2 separate regions of the Mus musculus genome follow, and region 2 is linked to region 1. Evidence: chromatin loops called from intact Hi-C (ENCODE). Cell type or tissue: left cerebral cortex. All regions are shown on one strand. Links, peaks and the distances in the headings refer to the core of each region. The heading gives the core; the rest is flanking DNA.

Region 1 (8,323 bases), core at 258-8,257:
GTGTGTGTGTGTGTGTGTGTGTGTGTGTGTGTGTTAGGTGAAGGGAGCCAGAAGCAAGCCAGGGCATGCTCCATCTTCACCCTTGTGGGTCAGTAGGGGAAGAAATCCAACTCTTCACAGCTTGCAACTGAGCCTTGTGACAGCTCAGAAAGCACTGGAAAGACCTGTGTTTGTGGCTTGGTATAGGTTTTCAGGCTCCTTTTAGGGATTTGTGTGTGTGTGTTTAAAGGTCTTTTTAAAGAGTGGCTGAAGAGAAGCCAGGCTCTTGCTGGATGCAAGTGCTATCCCCCTTGGAAGAGAGGAGATTTGGACATCTGCTTTGGAGATCTCACAGTGTGACTTGTTCTATCCTTGCTAGTTGAAGTTTTCCTATGCCAGGCCAGGAGAAGTTACTCTTCCCAAGATGCTGGGGGGCGGGGGGGGGGGGGGAAGGACAGAAGTCGCATAATCCTTAGGATAAGCAGCTGGAGCCCAGGCGTCCTCACCCCTATTTCTCCTGAACATTTAGTTTACTGAAGAGTTTGTGTAACTCTGGAATCCGTTGGCGGTTCAATAAAAGGCATGGCCATTTATTCCCTCCCCCCCCCGCCCCCCCGAAGAAGCACTCACAATTTCACTTAAGAGTATGGGAGTGTCCTGGACTTCCTGAAGTTTGTCCTAGGGTAAATCCCCACCTTCCTCGCTAGAGCCATCTCACTTTCCAGCCGCTGGTGGGAAAGTGGTTCCCTGGAGGGCCTCAAGACCAGAGGATGTAATTCAACAGGCTCTTGGTTACAGCTGCGTGTCCTGAAGCTCACAGATGGTGGTATAAGGAGGGAGGTCACACAGAGGAAAGAGATGAAGTGGAGGGGAAGGGGATCCCTAGATAGCAATGAAGTTATTGCCCTTTGTTCCCCCCACCTCACCTGTCCTTGGGGTGCTGGAGAAGATGTCCTTCCCAGAGGGGAGTATCCACCTGCTAGAGGTCTAGCTAAGCCTGTAGGCTGGCTCTTCAGCACCCCTTTTCTAGTCTGCCCACCATAGAGAGCCTGGTCTTTGCCCTATAACACTCCCAAGGGCTAGTCCCCTGTCTTAGGGCTCCCTATCCCCAAACCCCATTTCCCTGTTTTGGCCTCATCTGACTGGTTCATACACAGGAATGTTATTTGTCTCCTCCTCAAGTGATGTTTAAAGTTTGGCCCAGTACAAAGGCTCCTGGGCTCCCTAGTCCTGTTTACTTTCAGTTCAGGAAACAGCTACTCACAAGCTCCCCTCCCGGCTCTACTCTCTGCCATCTGGTAGCAAGCGAACCCATTTTCTCAACTTTGTTAATATTTAAAATTACTTGCGAAGGGCTAATTATCTTCTATCTTCTTAGGGGCTATACAAGCCATGAATAAAAACCTAGCCCGTTATCCACATGATCTGGCAGGGTAGAGTGGTGGAGTTATAGTTCATTTTCAATCGGAGGGCAGATGCGCACAGACTGCCTGTTTGCAAAGGTAGAAGACTGTCTCCTGTGTGTGTGTGTGTGTGTGTGTGTGTGTGTGTGTGTGTCTCGGTGTTGCTCTCGTGGAAGAAAACTCAGCATGATTTGACAAAAACAAAACAACACACAAAAGACCAGTGCCTAATCCTGTCATGGAGGCTCTAACCCTAACTCCAAGTGCTAACATCTGAAGGGTTGCAAGACAGCTAGGGAGCTACGAAAACAAAAACAAAGCAACCACAACAAGAACAACAAATAACCAAGAGGCCGTGGCAAACCAGCTGCGACCATTTCCGGCTGAGAGCCGAGGACTCCTCACTCTGTCCCTTCAGGGCAGAGGGCTATCCTGGTCCAAGGTTCTTGACCAGGTCCCCAGCTTTCCCGAAGGACAATGGGAATTTCAGGACTCCTCACTTTCATCACTGGAGAAAACGAAGGTTAGAAAACACGTTTCTACTGTAGTCAAGAACTTAAACGCACCCACCCAGGTTAGAAAAAAAATTAGGCGAGTTAAGTTAGATAAGGAAGACCACAAATGAGGAAACTAGGGGGTGCTGAGGAACCGGTACCAAGGATTAGTTCCCCCGCTGCCTCAGTGGGGAGCCTTGAAGCTAACAAGTCGCCCCTCAAGGCCCCCAGAGACACTGAAAGAAAAAAATCTACAGGAACATATAGAAAGTCATCTTTATACATTAACTGGATATTAGGAAGCGTTCAACCTCACAAGGGCCTGAGAATACCTGCGCTTCCGGCAGGGAGGCAGGCAGGCAGGCAGCTGGTCTTTGTTCTCACTTAGGCGAGCTTGGTTGACTTGGAATTTTCTGACAGGTTCGGATTAGAGGAAAAGAATCAGCTCCGAAATTTTCTCCCATCAACAGATATCCATCGCCACTGTAGCGCGTGCCCAGGAAATCGACAACCTGTTTTCTGATGTGTTTTCTAACCCGCTCTTCCTGCGGAGGGCTGGATCTTAAGGAGAACCCTTTAAAGAAGCATCGATGGGATTTTTAAATTTAGCTTAAGGTAATAGACTGTCGCGTTGCTTAAAGGACTTCTCTATTATTCGTGGGAAATTTGACTTTGTTTCAAACATTTTTGTGAAGGGTATTTTGAGAGAGAGAGAAAGAGAGAGAGAGAGAGAGAAGAAAGTTAGTTTTCTTGATAATCACTCATTCACACATGCTAAAAGGCTGCTACGTTTTAAAAGTTTTTGTATAAATGCTTGCTTAGATTGAATATTTTTTTGTATCTAAAATTGCTAATGGCGTGGTTTATTTCTATTTGCTCCCAGAATGGACTGTGCTATCCACTGATAACAGGAAACCGTAGATGGGCTGTAGTCGTTGCTGCCACCTGCCTCGCAAGCTCTATGGAAGTAAGGAACTGCTTTGCACCTCGGAGTTATCCACAAACTACAGATATTTGTAAGACATCTGGGCGCTGACCAGCAAGATAAACATGGACTTGTTCGTGCGGAGAGAAGGATGCCAGAGTGCCCACTTTAGAGTGGCCTCTTCTCTCGGCCCAACTGCCGGTCGATGGTTAAACACCGGAGATTATGATATCATCGATAGAAATCAACGCTAACCTTTCTGATCTCTACCCCTTAGTTACCTTCTCGAGAACAACGCGATGTATAAGAGTACGAGAATCAGCTTGTTCTCTAGTCGGCGAGATAAAAGGCGACTGCTCCGCCGCAACCACTGCCCACATTTTTAGGTTTAGCTTCTGGATCAGGGACCCGGCTGCAGCGAAGGCTGGCGGGTGGACTCCGGCGGCGCAGTAGCGCTAAAGGGAAGCTTCCACTGGGCTGAGGAGGAGGGCGCTCAGCCCTAGTGCTCCGGCCAATCGGCGTGCACACCGCCTGAAAACCAACCAATCAGAGGACGCAGAGCTCGGGGTGGGGGTGGGTGGTGGATAATACTAGGAAGGGGAGCTCAGGTCCCCGACTGCAGTGAGTGTCTCTGCGCCGAAAGCAAGCAGGGTGCGCCTGAGGCGGAGTCCTGGGTCCGGGCCGGACCTTTTCCGTCCTCTTTGGACCAGAAGTGGGAAGTGAAGTGAGGCGATCCAGGGTGCAGAGGACCGAACAGAACTTTGCAGAATTTGGAATGTACGGGGTGAGGTTGCTGAGGCCTTGACTCGCCTCCGGCCTCTGTCCCCCGGTCGCCATCCAGTGGGCTCCCGCCTCCTGCTCTCAGACCCAATTCTGTTTGCTCCCACTGCCTGCAGCTCCGGGGGACAGATCCTGAAGCTGGCTCTCTTTTAACTGGGTTGCTAGCCTGAGCCTGGTTCTTGGTGAGTGCTGTGTTGTCGCCGCTGCTCGGGAGCCAGGGAGGGCACGGGGCGTGACTCTTCACTACGGCTTCTTTCTGTTTCTGGTTGTCTTGCCTTAAAGATGAAAATCAAGTTCCCTCAACCTTGTGCGGCTCAAGCACTACTGATACCAGACCAGCTTCTTCAGCTTCATGGCTGTGTCCCCCACTCCCTGTGTGTGTCCTATATAGAGCATCGGTTTAGGGGAACCGGAGGGACGAGAAGACCTCTCTAGAGTCTTTGTGGTGGTGTAGGTCAATGAGAGACATTTGGAAAACGAGGTTTCAAGGTCCCTTGTAATAAAAGGAAAGATAGTTGTACCTTCGACATTTTTATATTTATCATGGCCATGTTAACTGGCTGTGGAAAAGCCTGACAAGTGGCTTAAACTGGCCAGTTAGTAAGGTCAGTGGGTGACTTGTCTGGAAAGGCAGACAGGACTCAGGTTAAAGGTCAGGTGCACAGACCACTTAGAATTAGTAAAATACAAGCTTCGTTGAACTGTGGATCTCGGGTGTGGCCTGTAGAAGAAAACTGAGTAATTCAAGGGGGAAAGCTGGCCTTGCAGAAATTCTGGGCCGAGTCTCAGAGAGGGTCCCTAATTGCGACGGGTCTTTAGGCCTTTTTCTGTCTCCCTAGCGCGCGGGCAACCGAGCCGAACGACAGTCTAGTGTCATGACGGAAGGGCAGGCAGTCCCGGGAGTCGGGGACTGGGAGATCGACGTGGAAAGCCTAGACCTGGAGGAAGATAGCTGTGGGACTCCACTGCGGGCCACGCCGCCGCAGGAACCCAGTCCGGCGGCGGCCGATGGGGAGGAGGACGAGGACGAAGAAGAGGAGGATGAAGATGTGGAGGACGAGGGTGACGGCGAGGAGCCCGGCGTGTCCTCGGAGGTGCCAGGCCGGCCAGAGCAGCCCGGGGGACTGGCACCCAGGCCACCGCCTGCTGCTCAGGCGCTGCCAGCCGCCGCCGCCGCCCCTGAGCGCGGTGCCACCGCCGGTGGCGGCGCAGAGCCGCGCAAACTGAGCCGCACACCCAAGTGCGCACGCTGCCGCAACCACGGCGTGGTATCCTGTCTCAAGGGCCACAAGCGATTCTGTCGCTGGCGGGACTGCCAGTGCGCCAACTGCCTGCTGGTGGTGGAGCGCCAGCGTGTCATGGCCGCCCAGGTGGCGCTCCGGAGGCAGCAGGCCACAGAGGTGGGTGCCGACAGGCTGGGGATAGGTCTCCAGGGTGCGCGCCCAGGCAGGATGAGGGAGTCCCTTACAGCAAGGAGCTGGGCTTCCACTCACACAACCCAGTGACCCTCGATCTCAGATCGCCTGGCAGGAGAGGTTCAGACACTGTCTCGCTAGCCTGCGGGGTTCCGGAGGGAAAGCCGTGGCCTTCGATGCAGAAAGTGCTGAAAAAGTCTCCTATTCAAAAAGCATTGAGAGGCAAAGGAATTAGGTCCATTTGGGACATCGCGGAAAAGTCAATAAAAATAAATATTTTCGGGTTTAGTTTTGCAGGTGGTTGGGGAGGGAGGAAGGTGGTTGACAGAGCGGTTGATGTCCAGTCAGGATGAAGCAGCACGCGGTGCTGTCACTGTGTGTCGCCCCACCTTGATACTTAGGCAGAACTTGATGCCCATTTTCCGGATGAGACCAATATGACAGCGGAGTTAAGGGCCCCTCAGTCCAAGGCTATTGACTATGTGACCTGCCAGAGAATGCTTAGAGGTCTTAGCAGTCCCCACGGTGCGGTGCGGTGCGGTGCGGTGCGGTGCGGTGCGGTGCGGTGCGGTGCGGTGCGGTGCGGTGCGGTGCGGTGCGGTGCGGTGCGGTGCGGTGCGGTTCTGTTGTGAGAAGTCAGGATTTCTCCTAGAGAGACTTTTGAACCCTGGAGTTTATACTTCCTCTTGTTGCTTTGGGGGAAGTGATGCAGGTTTCACAGAATCTCCTCTCAGACCTGAGGTTAGGCAAAATGTTGAATTCTTTGTTATCGTTATTCCTGTGATTGTTTGATTGTTTTCCCTGGCCGAGGTGGCCTTTAGGCAAGTGCTCTGCAATTGATCTTCTACCCGGGTTCCCCGGGAAAACTTTCGATTTGACTTCCCCTGCAGATAGGTGCTGGGAGGTAGTTAGGTCACCGAATATAGTGGGTGACTCCAAAGGGAACCTGCTCAAACTCACCAGACGGGCTTGGGGAACCTCAGATGGCCCTGGCTCTGGGTTCAACCTCTTTCCTAGATGGGCTAGTTGGGAGTAACCTGGCAGTGACCAGAGGACTCCCAGGCTGGTGTCCCTTAAGAGTTTTTTTTTCTGCCTTCACGTATACCACCTCCTCCAGAGAACTAGATAAATACAGAAGACCCCCCTCAAACTCTGGCACCCCATAGTGTCTACTCCACCTAGGGGAGAAACCACCCTGTATTTTTTTTTTTTTTTTTTTTTTTTTTTGGTCCTCAGAGGCAGTTAATATTCTGCCTAATGGGCATCAAGTTCTGCCTCAGTGTCAAGGTAGGGTGACAGCCTGGGCACTTTCACACTGAGGAGGCAACCATCCCCCCACCCAATCTTTCTAGGCTCTGTTCTTAAAGTCTCCTTGACTGTGGGTCTCACCTCCCTCTCTACACGTGTTCTCAGCTTCGTGAGATTAAGAGGCACTCCCGTTAATTATTTTGGAATGATTTTTTTCTCATAAGAGTTGGCAAAACAAATGCGTTAAAGGTTGGGGTGGTTTCAGAGGCTTTCTGGATGCTGCTCCTCACAGTTGTTTCTTGAATTTACAGGACAAGAAGGGGCTTTCTGGGAAACAGAACAATTTCGATCGGAAAGCAGTGTACCAGAGGCAAGTCAGGGCGCCGAGTTTGCTGGCCAAAAGCATTTTAGAAGGTAAATATAACTTCAAGTTGTCCTTTGGCTTTTAAAAACCGAGTTGAGAGATACTTAATATTTCCATGCATGATCTATATATTAGCCCAGGAAGGAGCAAATTTTCATTAGAAGTTTTCCTTGGGGCAAAAAACTCACAGAGATTTTGGCCACTAAGACAGTATTATCCTCCGCTGTTACACCTGGTGAAATTTACCCAAGTGTGAGCGACATAGAAAAATTCACTGTCAAGTGATCCTGGAACACCCCCCCCTCCCCCGCCCCCGCAACTCTCTTAGTTATTGAAGGAGTTTAATGGGCAGAGTAAACTAAGTAAGGTTATAGCTACTGTGACCAAGCGTCTCCTCTAGCCTCAGGTTTCACTCTTTAGCGTGCTTTTCCTCTTTGGAAGTTTAGCCGGTTGTTACCTCTCCACACTTCTACCTTATGGCTTCTGTCAGTCAAGGCTGCAGACTGGGAGAGGCTTTGGACCAAACAAGCAAACTGCTTGCTGCTAGTTAACTTCTCCCCTTGCCTTCATTTCCCACAAGCCCTAGAGACACGCTCATTTTTCTTAAAATAGTGACGATTTTCTAAAGCATGGAGTTTATTTATCGATGGGCTAAGCACTGCACTGGCCATTGTCATTTTTCCTTTCCCTTTATCTAAAGTGAAGCTACATCCACTTTGATCTGCTTTAAACTACCCCTTCCTACAGCTCAGCTTAGAGAAAGAAGGGCTTAGCGGTCAGTTGAGGATTTCTTTTTCTTTTCTTCCTTTCCTGTGAGTCTTCTGAGTTTAGCTGATCCGGGACAGGTTTAAAGTGTGTGTCTCAGCCTGTGCTGTGCACTTCTGACCTTAGAAAGAGTTCCTGAGGACTCAAAAGTGAGTTTGGTTACAAAGCCTGCAAACATCTACAGGCATAGGAACCTCATTGATGAACTGAGATTTTTGCCAAAGCAAGTTGAGACACTCCACGTCTCAATGGAAAAGTCAACTCAAGTAAATAACTTTTTGCCAAACACTTAGCCTAGTGGAAACAATCATTTTCCACTTTTATTCTATTTGCAAATGAGCATAATGGGCTTGCCACTGGGTAAACACAAGCTCTACTCTAGCTTCTTCAGAAAAATCTGCTACCTGTGGGTGAGTGTTTGGGAGCAGAGAAGTACTGTAAACATTCTATTTATGTTGTATTAGATTTTGGCTTTTGATTTTGCCTCTGTTCGTGGACTGTGCATGGTTCCATCTGCATCCCCGCGACCTGCTTGTTCAGCCCTTTAGGTGTTTGGCCATTGTGAATGAACTTGGGGAAAGAATGCTGGAGACCTGTTGTTGCCAGTGACCTGGAGGGGTCTTCCCCTCCACCCCCACTGTTTTGCCTTGCTTTGTTTGTTCTGGAGGTCAAGAGGAAGCCAGGCTAAATTGTTAGTTTCCCTGTGTGGCTGTGTGTTTGGGCTAGTTAACTTTCTCTTCACTTCGCTATATCCTCAAGTCTTTTCTTCTTTTTTTTCCCCCTCTTTCCTAATCTCCTTTAACTTTCTTTTTCTTTTTCTCCTAGTTCTCCTTGGATTATTCTACAGCTGTAACAATGTGTACATAATGAGACATCTTTAGAAAATAAAAGTGGCGTCAGCTGTAGGTATAGATATCTTTTATAATAATCCAAAAAAAAAAAAAAGGTAA
Region 2 (8,323 bases), core at 148-8,147, 170 kb before region 1:
GGTAGGTGAATGGTTGCATGGGGACCCTTTTCTGAAGGGGAGTTCTCCTGGCATCTCACGTAAAGTTCTTTGTAAAACTAGAAGGTTCTTTTTGAAATTTTTTTTTTTAAAACAGTGAATGGGAATGGGAAGAACTCGCACAGAGGGAATAGGTATGGGAACTGGAATGTGAAAGGCACATTAGGGCATTTCAGAGGTAGGTGCCTGACCATGCCAAACTGCTAAAAAGGCACGGCTACTAGGTAGCCTTTTCTGTGAGGAGCCAAGGCTGTGCTCATCTGGGAAAACAGCCCTAACATGGAAGATGAGTGTGGACTTTAGTAAGACGCAGCAGAGGAGGGTTGCAATGACAGTCTCCTGATGGTACACATGTAATTGCAAGCCTAGAGATGAGACACTTGCCAGAGAGGCCAGTACTGGTCCAAGCTGGAAGGGGGTCAGAGGCTAAGAGATGCAGAGAAAAACCGCGGTCTCAAACTTTTGTTTTTTCACGTAGAAAACAGTACCCAACCATAGCCCTCAGGGGCAGGGGGCTGTATGCCAGGAATACACCAGAAGACTAAAGAAATAGCCCCAATGAAGGCTCCTGCAGAGACACAGACTTTTTTGGGAGTAGGGGGTAGGGCTGTACTGGACTTCATCTTGTATGTATGTAGTTCAGGCCGGCCTGGAATTCACAACTCCTCAGTTGCTGAGATAACAGATATTAGCTGCCAGGCTAGACATTCTGATTTAGTGATTTATTGGGGAGTGCAGACTTTGAGAGACACAGGAATCTGGACATTGGTTGAGCTGATCTTGAGGGCATTTGCTCCCCCAAGTGAAGCCAGAGGACAGAGGACACTGGCAGAGAGCAGGTGGGAAACCTAGGAAAGGCTCCAGAGTGATGGAGCAGGGGATGGGGGTTGGGTTGTGACGTTCATTTCCATACAATAAAATAGATCTTAGCATGGAATGAGTTTTGAGTAATGTTTCCATCTGCATGATCCCTCTCCCAGATTCACATTTTGTTTGTTTTTAATTTTGGGTGCTGGATCTCTCTACTTAGCCCAGGCTGACCGCAAACTTAGGGTCCTTTAGCCTCTACCACAGTGAGGGAATTACAAATTCTGTCACGCTGCTTGGCACCAGTTCAGTTTCTCTCTCTCTCTCTCTCTCTCTCTCTCTCTCTCTCTCTCTCTCTCTCTCTCTCTCTCTCTTCCATTTTAAAAATCTATTTACTTATGTATTCCAAGACAGGGTCTTTATAACTCTAAACGGCCAGGAACTCATTACGTGGCCATAGACTGGCCTTGAGCTCACGGTGGATTTTCTGCTTCAGCCTTCCAGGTGCTGAGATGACAGTATGCCTAGTCACATTTAGTTTTGAAATGCCCGAGATCCACACGCCTGCAGAGTCCTTAAAGGAAGTTGCATCAGAGGCAAAAGCTATCTACTACAGCAAACGGCAAAGCAGGCTAGAGGGGAACCACCTAATGTCACATTGATCTATCTGGAGCCAGGTGGTAGAAATCCTGAGAGCAAATAAACAGGGCTGTGGGAGGCAGAAAGCCCAGGCCTTCAACTTTTGGGGCGCGTGAGCCCCACGAACTGCAAAAACACAAGACTCCGGCTTTTCTTGGATGTTCAATCTGTCTCACTCTTATAATAAGAGGGTGGGAGTGGGGGTGGGGGGAAGAAAATTGCTGCCAGTCTCTGTTAGCCAAGAGGCCTCTATGGGCGTTAGGGGTGAGGGAAGGGAGCTAGTCGACCACACAGGGTGGTCTGCACCTCCTCCAAGCAACCATTGGCGCTCAGCTCAATTCCTTGGAGCTGGGCGCGCAGAGAGAGTTCCTCGTGCTGGTGCGCTGCACACGGCTGAGGTTTGTAGCAATTTTGCAGCTGGTGCAAGCTTGCACTCAGCAGAAGCGCAGTGGATGGAGTTGGGGGACAGTGGGCGTGGCCACGCCGCGTAGCGCCCTCTCCCGCCCACGCAATCCTCGGAAGGTTCTGAAAAGTATCCAAAAGTCCTGGGCTAGGCGCGCCAAAAGGGGAAAAAAAGAAAAAAGAAAAAAGAAAAGAGGTACAACCCCCCACCCACTCCCCGAGCTCTTCATTTAGACTACAGGTCCAGCTGCGGTGCACCCGCCTCCTGCGCGCCTTCTAGGCAGCCGGCTGGGTGGATCCGGGAGCGGGAGACGAAGCTCCATGCCGAACGACGACACATTCGGCAAGCCCTCTACCCCGACGGAGGTTCCTCACGCTCCCGGGGCCCCGCCGCAGGGCAAAGCCGGAGGTTACAGCAAAGCTGCCGGGGCGATGGCTGGAGCGGCTGGAGGCTCGGGCGCGGGGGGCAGCGGAGGTGCCTCGGGCTCCGGGCCGTCGGGCCTGGGTTCTGGAAGCAAGAAGTCCCCGAGGCTGCCCAAATGCGCTCGCTGCAGGAACCACGGCTACGCGTCGCCGCTCAAGGGCCACAAGCGCTTCTGCATGTGGCGGGATTGCCAGTGCAAGAAGTGCAGCCTGATTGCGGAGCGACAGCGGGTGATGGCCGCGCAGGTGAGTCCGGGCTCCCGGGGAAGCCTGCAAGATGCGGGGGTGGGGGAGCATCGACGGACGCCGGCTTGGGCGAGCCGCGGTCCAGACGCCGGGGTCGGGGTCGGGGTGGGGGTGGGGCGGCGATGGAGGGTTGCGGGTTCCGTCTGCTTGAATCCCGCGGATTTGCGGCGCGGGGTGGGGTGGGGGTGGGGTTGTTCCGAGCAATGAAGTGGGATTCGGGCTGCACACGTGCACCCTCGCCATCGGTAGACGAGTGGCTCAGTATTTAACTCTGCACGGGGTTCTCTTCATTCTGACCTCGTCTTCCAGCTGAATTTCGGGGTTCGCCACGCACTTGGGCCCCCATAGTCTCCAAGGGCGCTCTGCGAACGGAGTCGCGAGATTCCCTGAATCAGAAAACCCCGGGACCAGGAATGTTTGGGCGTCGGTGGGGGTGTCCCGAGATTCAAACTTTGCTGGCAGACTGGAGGGGTTTGCTCCACTGGGAGAGCTGCCATGATTTTAAACTACTTCCCTAGCTGAAAATTGAGGGGTTCGCTCCTCCGGGAAGAATCTCCATAGCCCCGAACCTCTCGTTACACAGACATTGAGTTGCGGGGATTCAGGCCCTTAGGGTCCCTGGCTTCATGGGCCAGGTTTCACCCAGGTGGCGCGGGAAGGTGCTGCTCCTGGGCCTTTCTGGAAAAGTCCTCGGGATGGGCGGGAGCACAGCGTGTTCGCGCATCAGTTGGCGCACTTTCCGGGTTCGCCCCGCGGACCCGGGCAAGCGTCTCAGCCATTTTGAAAATGCTAGCATTTACAAATTTGTAGTCGCGACCTAAGTTATCGAAGTTCAATTATGCTTAAGTGTTTTTTTTTTTTTTTTTTTAATACAGGTGTAGGGAAGGTGCCAGTTTGAAGACCTGTAGATCGGTCTTTTCCTTTCTTTCATTTTTTTTTTTTTAAGTAGCTTGAACAGCAGGCTAGTAATTTAGCAGCTTGACGGAAATAGTTAAACGTCGGCATCCCAAAGGGTCTTTAGAAGACAATAATATACATTCTTTCCCCCTGAATGATGTTTCATCTTAAGGCAGGCTATTTAAAATCAAGATACCAAAGAAATGTTTGCTAAAGACGAAGTACTTTTGGTTAAGAACATCTTTTGAAAGTGATGTAGATGAGAAAGTTGACTAGGACTCCACAAACGCTTACAGATTATACACCCCTATGGGTGGCACACTTTATAAAATATGTCTAAAATTATATATACTTTGGTTTCACATATTGCGAAAGCTAAAGGAAAAAATAGTTCTCTTTAGTTTCTTAAAAGACATTTTATCTTAATCTGTAATGAATGAGAAGAATATGTTCCACATTATATTGAAAGCATTGCAAGATTATAAAACATAAGGACTTATAAATTATACTTATAGGTAAAAATATTAGGAACACTTAATAGTTGGATTACATATTTAGTGTGAAGAGTACAGATGGAAAGGGTTTCCTCAAATGAATAAAATATATATTCAAATGGGGACATTAATTTTGAATCTCCTTCATTAGGGGGCTGAGTTTGAGGTTAAAAGCTGAATTAAAAACAAAAAGCAATTCAAGATTACAAATCCAGATAATAATGGGTTTTGCTAACTTGCAAATAATTGGAAATAGACATTAAACATAAGTTGAAAATCAATGCTTTTAAAATACCAGGTGCTACCCTCTTCCCTGTTTAAAGAACCATTTCCTAACAAGGTTTTTGAAAAGCTGTGCATTTATGGCATGTCTAAGCTGTACATTTGGGGTATGCCAGGGCATGCAGTTTGTGTCTTGATATACTTCAGTCCTTTGCTGTGGTACCAGTTTCTCCTGGCCAAAGCCATTGCTAGTCTATCTCCAAGGCTCTTGGTTAATGTATACAATGTAAAACCAACAAACCAAACCAAAAAACAAACCTAAGTAAGAGTTAAACGTATTTAGTCTTAACAACTGCTTATTTAAGGTCTCACGGTCAGGGTTAGAGCTTCCTTTATGAGTGAAACCTCCCGATTGGTTAAACTTGGACAGTAGATTTTAACCTTTACTCTTTCCTGGCTCTGGGTCTCTGAGGTATTGGTACTTCACTTGGGAGTGTTAGATCATCAATGGTCAATTTCCAGAGAAAGTCTTTTGGCTTTGTTACATGTCAAAACAAAAGACTTTCTTTTCTTTTGGCCTTTTAGGGGCCTAACCTTTAACAAATGTTATTTAAAAGACAAGTTGAAGAAGGACCATGCAGAGCTTGGTAAAAGCCTGTTGGGTTGTTTCTTTCTTTCTTTTTTTTTTCCCTCCAGTCCTAGGCCACCTTCCTGTCTGAGCCACTCACACTCCAGGGATGCGAGCACCAGATCCCTTCTCTGCTAGAGCCATCCTGCCCTGGGAAAGGACTCTTGAGGGGTTCCTCAGCGGTCCCTCAGGTGTTGTCCTTCCAGATTGCTCTGACCTCCCCCTGGCATTTTCAACCCCTGCTCATCCCATGCTTACAGCTCTGCTAGAAACCTGCTTGTCGCTGCTTGTAGGATGCGTAGATTTTTCATGATGCTTTTCGTTTTCCAGGTAGGGTCTTGACACATAGCGCAGGTTTGGCTTGAACTCTCGATTCTGAACCTTCCAGATGCTGGGATTGTTGACACACTTTTTACCTCTGTTTTAAAGATATTTTGATTGCATTTTCTTCTGTAGGGAATCTAGCACATTTTGTGTTGATGTTGCTTGTTCTCCTAAACAACAATGGCTCCTTTTTCTCCTAAACGATGAGGAACTTGGGTCTAACCTGATGTCACTGTTGGTCTACCCAATATAGTGGCTTTTTTTTTTTTTAACCTGTGTATTGAATGAAGGAGTGAATGGCCTCAAGACCTTTCTTGGTTTTGCATTTACTCCACAGTTTTTCCAGGGTGGCATATTATAGTTACCTAATATCTTAGCGTTTCTATTACTGTGACATAATACCATAACCAAAAAAGCAACTTGGGGAGGGACGAAAGGGCTTATTTGGCTTACACTTCCACATCACTGGTCATTGTTGCAGGAAGCCAGGACTCAAGCAGGCCAGGAACCTGGAAACTGGAGCTGATGCAGAGGCCATGAGGGAGTACTGCTTAGTGGGTTGCTCCCCATGGCTTGCTCAGCAAGCTTTTTAAAAATATAGAACCCAGGACCACCTGCCCAGGGCTAACACCACTCCCTATGGCCTGGGCCCTCCCACATCAGTCACTAATTGAGAAAGTGTTCTATAGGCTTACCTGTAGTCTGATCATACCAAGTCCATTTTCTCAGCTGGGGCTTCCTCCTATCCAGTGACTTCAGCTTGTGTCAGGTTGACGTAAAACTAGCCAGCGCCTCCAGGGAGCCAGGTGAGTGGAGGACAAGGCAGAAACGAGACCTCTCTTCCACGTCGTTTTGCAGAACTCTGCAGGTGAGTGTGCTCTGCTGGAGTGTGACTTGCTGTCTGTGCTTCCAGGTGGCCCTGAGAAGACAGCAGGCCCAGGAAGAAGAACTGGGTATCAGCCACCCAATTCCGCTGCCCAGCGCAGCCGAGCTCCTGGTCAAAAGAGAGAATAATGCCAGCAACCCGTGCCTGATGGCCGAGAACAGCAGCTCTGCCCAGCCCCCACCGGCCAGCACCCCAACCCCCGCTGCCTCAGGTAACCAAGGGGTGTGGGCTCCCATGGGACTCAGCCAAGGAAAGAAAGAGGGTGGTAGGCATGTGAACAGCCTCAGGATTCCCCACAACCCCAGCTCCACGTGAATTTATCAGGAGTTTCCTGAAGGGTTCTGCCTCTGCTGTTTGGCCTTTGGCTGCTTCCCAAGATGCTCAGACCTTCCAGAAGCAGAGCGTAAGCAGCTGTTGATCAGTGTGAAGGATAGGGATCCCAGATGACCTGGGAGATGGGAGATTGTCCATGTACCATCTCTGTCCATGATGGGGGTCCCCTTGGGTGAGAGCTCAGGGTCCCTGTTTCCTGGAATTGGCTCTCTCTTCCTCTTGGAAGGACTACACTTCTTAGCAGAAAGGGTCTGAAGAGGTAAATCCTAGATGTCACATTTGAGTGAGTCCGAGAAGGAATGTAGGGGGCATGTGTGCTGGCATGTGTCGCCCCCCCCCATGTGCTAAGGGTCATTCCTGGGGCCGTATATATGCAAATTCATCTCATTACCCCACCCCCACCCCAGGGTTGGTGTAAGGTAGGGGTAGTAATTCTTTGTAACCTGCTTGACCACTGAAGGAGGAGCTAATTGACTGACCAGATTGGTTGAACTAGGGAAGTCTAACTCAGTCCATCCGCCTCAGAATTCAGGATTCTCAACAAAGCCCAGAGAACCGTGGTGGATGCGAGTACTCACTGTCTGCTGTAGAAGCCTCCAGCCATTGCGGTTTAAAGCTATTCTACTGACATACAGTGAGAAACTCTGGTTCCTCCAGTGCACTAGCCATGGTTTAAGTTCTCAGTTGGCCACATATGGCCCAGGACTACCACAGTAAAAAAAAAAAATTCTGTCCCTCAAATAGTTGATAGTGGGGTGAGGGTAAGAGCGCTTGCTGCTCCTCCGGAGTTCAGTTCCCAGCCAGCTCACCACTGTCTGTTACCCCGGTCCAGAAGATCCAGGGCCCCTTCCTGGTGTCCACGGGCATTTGCGTGCACACACACTAACACACACACACACAAACAGATAATAAAGAGGTTGATGGTATTGGTTCGGAATGCAGGGATACTTAAGAAACCTGCTAATATTCTTCTGAATTTAGGAGTTTCTGGCAATTAAGTAAGTAGTGCCCCATATCTGTGGAGCATGTTTTAAAACCCAGGTAAGTGCTTGAGGCTAAAGAACGTACTAAACACACACACACACACACACACACACACACACACACACACACACACACACACTATGTTTTCCTGTATCTACATTCCTGTGACAAGATTTAGTTTGTAAATTAGTAAGATATTTAATAACAGCCAATAACTAGGGTAATTGTAACAACAAAATAAAATTATTTGCCGGGTGTGGTGGCGCACGCCTTTAATCCCAGCACTCGGGAGGCAGAGGCAGGTGGATTTCTGAGTTCGAGGCCAGCCTGGTCTACAAAGTGAGTTCCAGGATAGCCAGGACTACGCAGAGCCCTGTCTTGAAAAAAAATTATTTATTTCTGCAATTTTCCATTGGACCATCCTTGACCTCAGATACCTGAAACCCCAGCAAGGGAAGCTTTGGGTAGGGGAGCCACTGTGCCTACTGAGAGCCACAGTAGAAACCCAGTGAAACCCCATAAAAGCCAGCCTTGCACTGTACCACCTTAATCAAGCTTTCAGGCATTGCTGTTCTCTGAGCTTGACCAGCGTGGGATGGCATGACTCATTCCCTATGGATGAGTCCGTCCATAGCTGTGCAACCTTAGACAAGCTTTTCAAGCTCGCTGGGCTTCTTGTTTCTACATCTTAAGGAGAGGGTTCCTGGGGTGGGGGGGTGGGGGAGAGGGGGCGGGGCAAGTGTCTTCCTATGAGTCCTGGCTGTTGCATGGAATAAGGTAAGCATGTCTCAAAGAAGCAGGTACGTGTGTCTACGTTTCTGTCACTGTAGTTAGCCAAGAAAAAGGTGCCCATGCTCCCAGTGCATGGTGATGCATGCGACTACATCCCAGTGAATGAAGGAGTGGTAGCTCAGCGATGCATCTGCCCCCTGAGGTACTGGGGCTGCAGTTTAGACTGTGTTCTGACTGGGAGTGTGAGGTGGGGCTTGGCTTCTATTTACACTGCATATCGGTAGGTAG

What was found. A loop is a pair of places that touch in the nucleus more often than their neighbours do. Peaks named below come from ENCODE experiments on the same cell type or tissue, not always from the same donor. Only the 100,000 strongest peaks of a DNase experiment are listed, where the experiment ranks them.
Region 2: it touches region 1 in a loop (3-fold over the local background); 1 of 42 quality-filtered maps calls a loop at or near these places.

Annotation. Positions count from the first base shown.
Region 1 is chr19:25,668,996-25,677,318 of GRCm38, forward strand. Dmrt2 (doublesex and mab-3 related transcription factor 2) reads left to right here and starts at 3,416. Exons shown (of 4, transcript NM_145831.3): 1 at 3,416-3,763; 2 at 4,421-4,981; 3 at 6,556-6,658. The coding sequence starts at 4,457. 2610016A17Rik (RIKEN cDNA 2610016A17 gene) reads right to left here and starts at 3,244. Exons shown (of 2, transcript NR_045347.1): 1 at 3,083-3,244; 2 at 2,139-2,450. In left cerebral cortex, for the core only: a CTCF peak has its summit at 4,929; DNase peaks (open chromatin) are centred at 2,881, 3,213, 3,790, 4,509 and 1 more place; H3K4me3 peaks cover 1,164 bases.
Region 2 is chr19:25,503,667-25,511,989 of GRCm38, forward strand. Dmrt1 (doublesex and mab-3 related transcription factor 1) reads left to right here and starts at 2,040. Exons shown (of 5, transcript NM_015826.5): 1 at 2,040-2,535; 2 at 6,014-6,197. The coding sequence starts at 2,188. In left cerebral cortex, for the core only: no CTCF peak of the experiment used is centred there; a DNase peak (open chromatin) is centred at 7,912.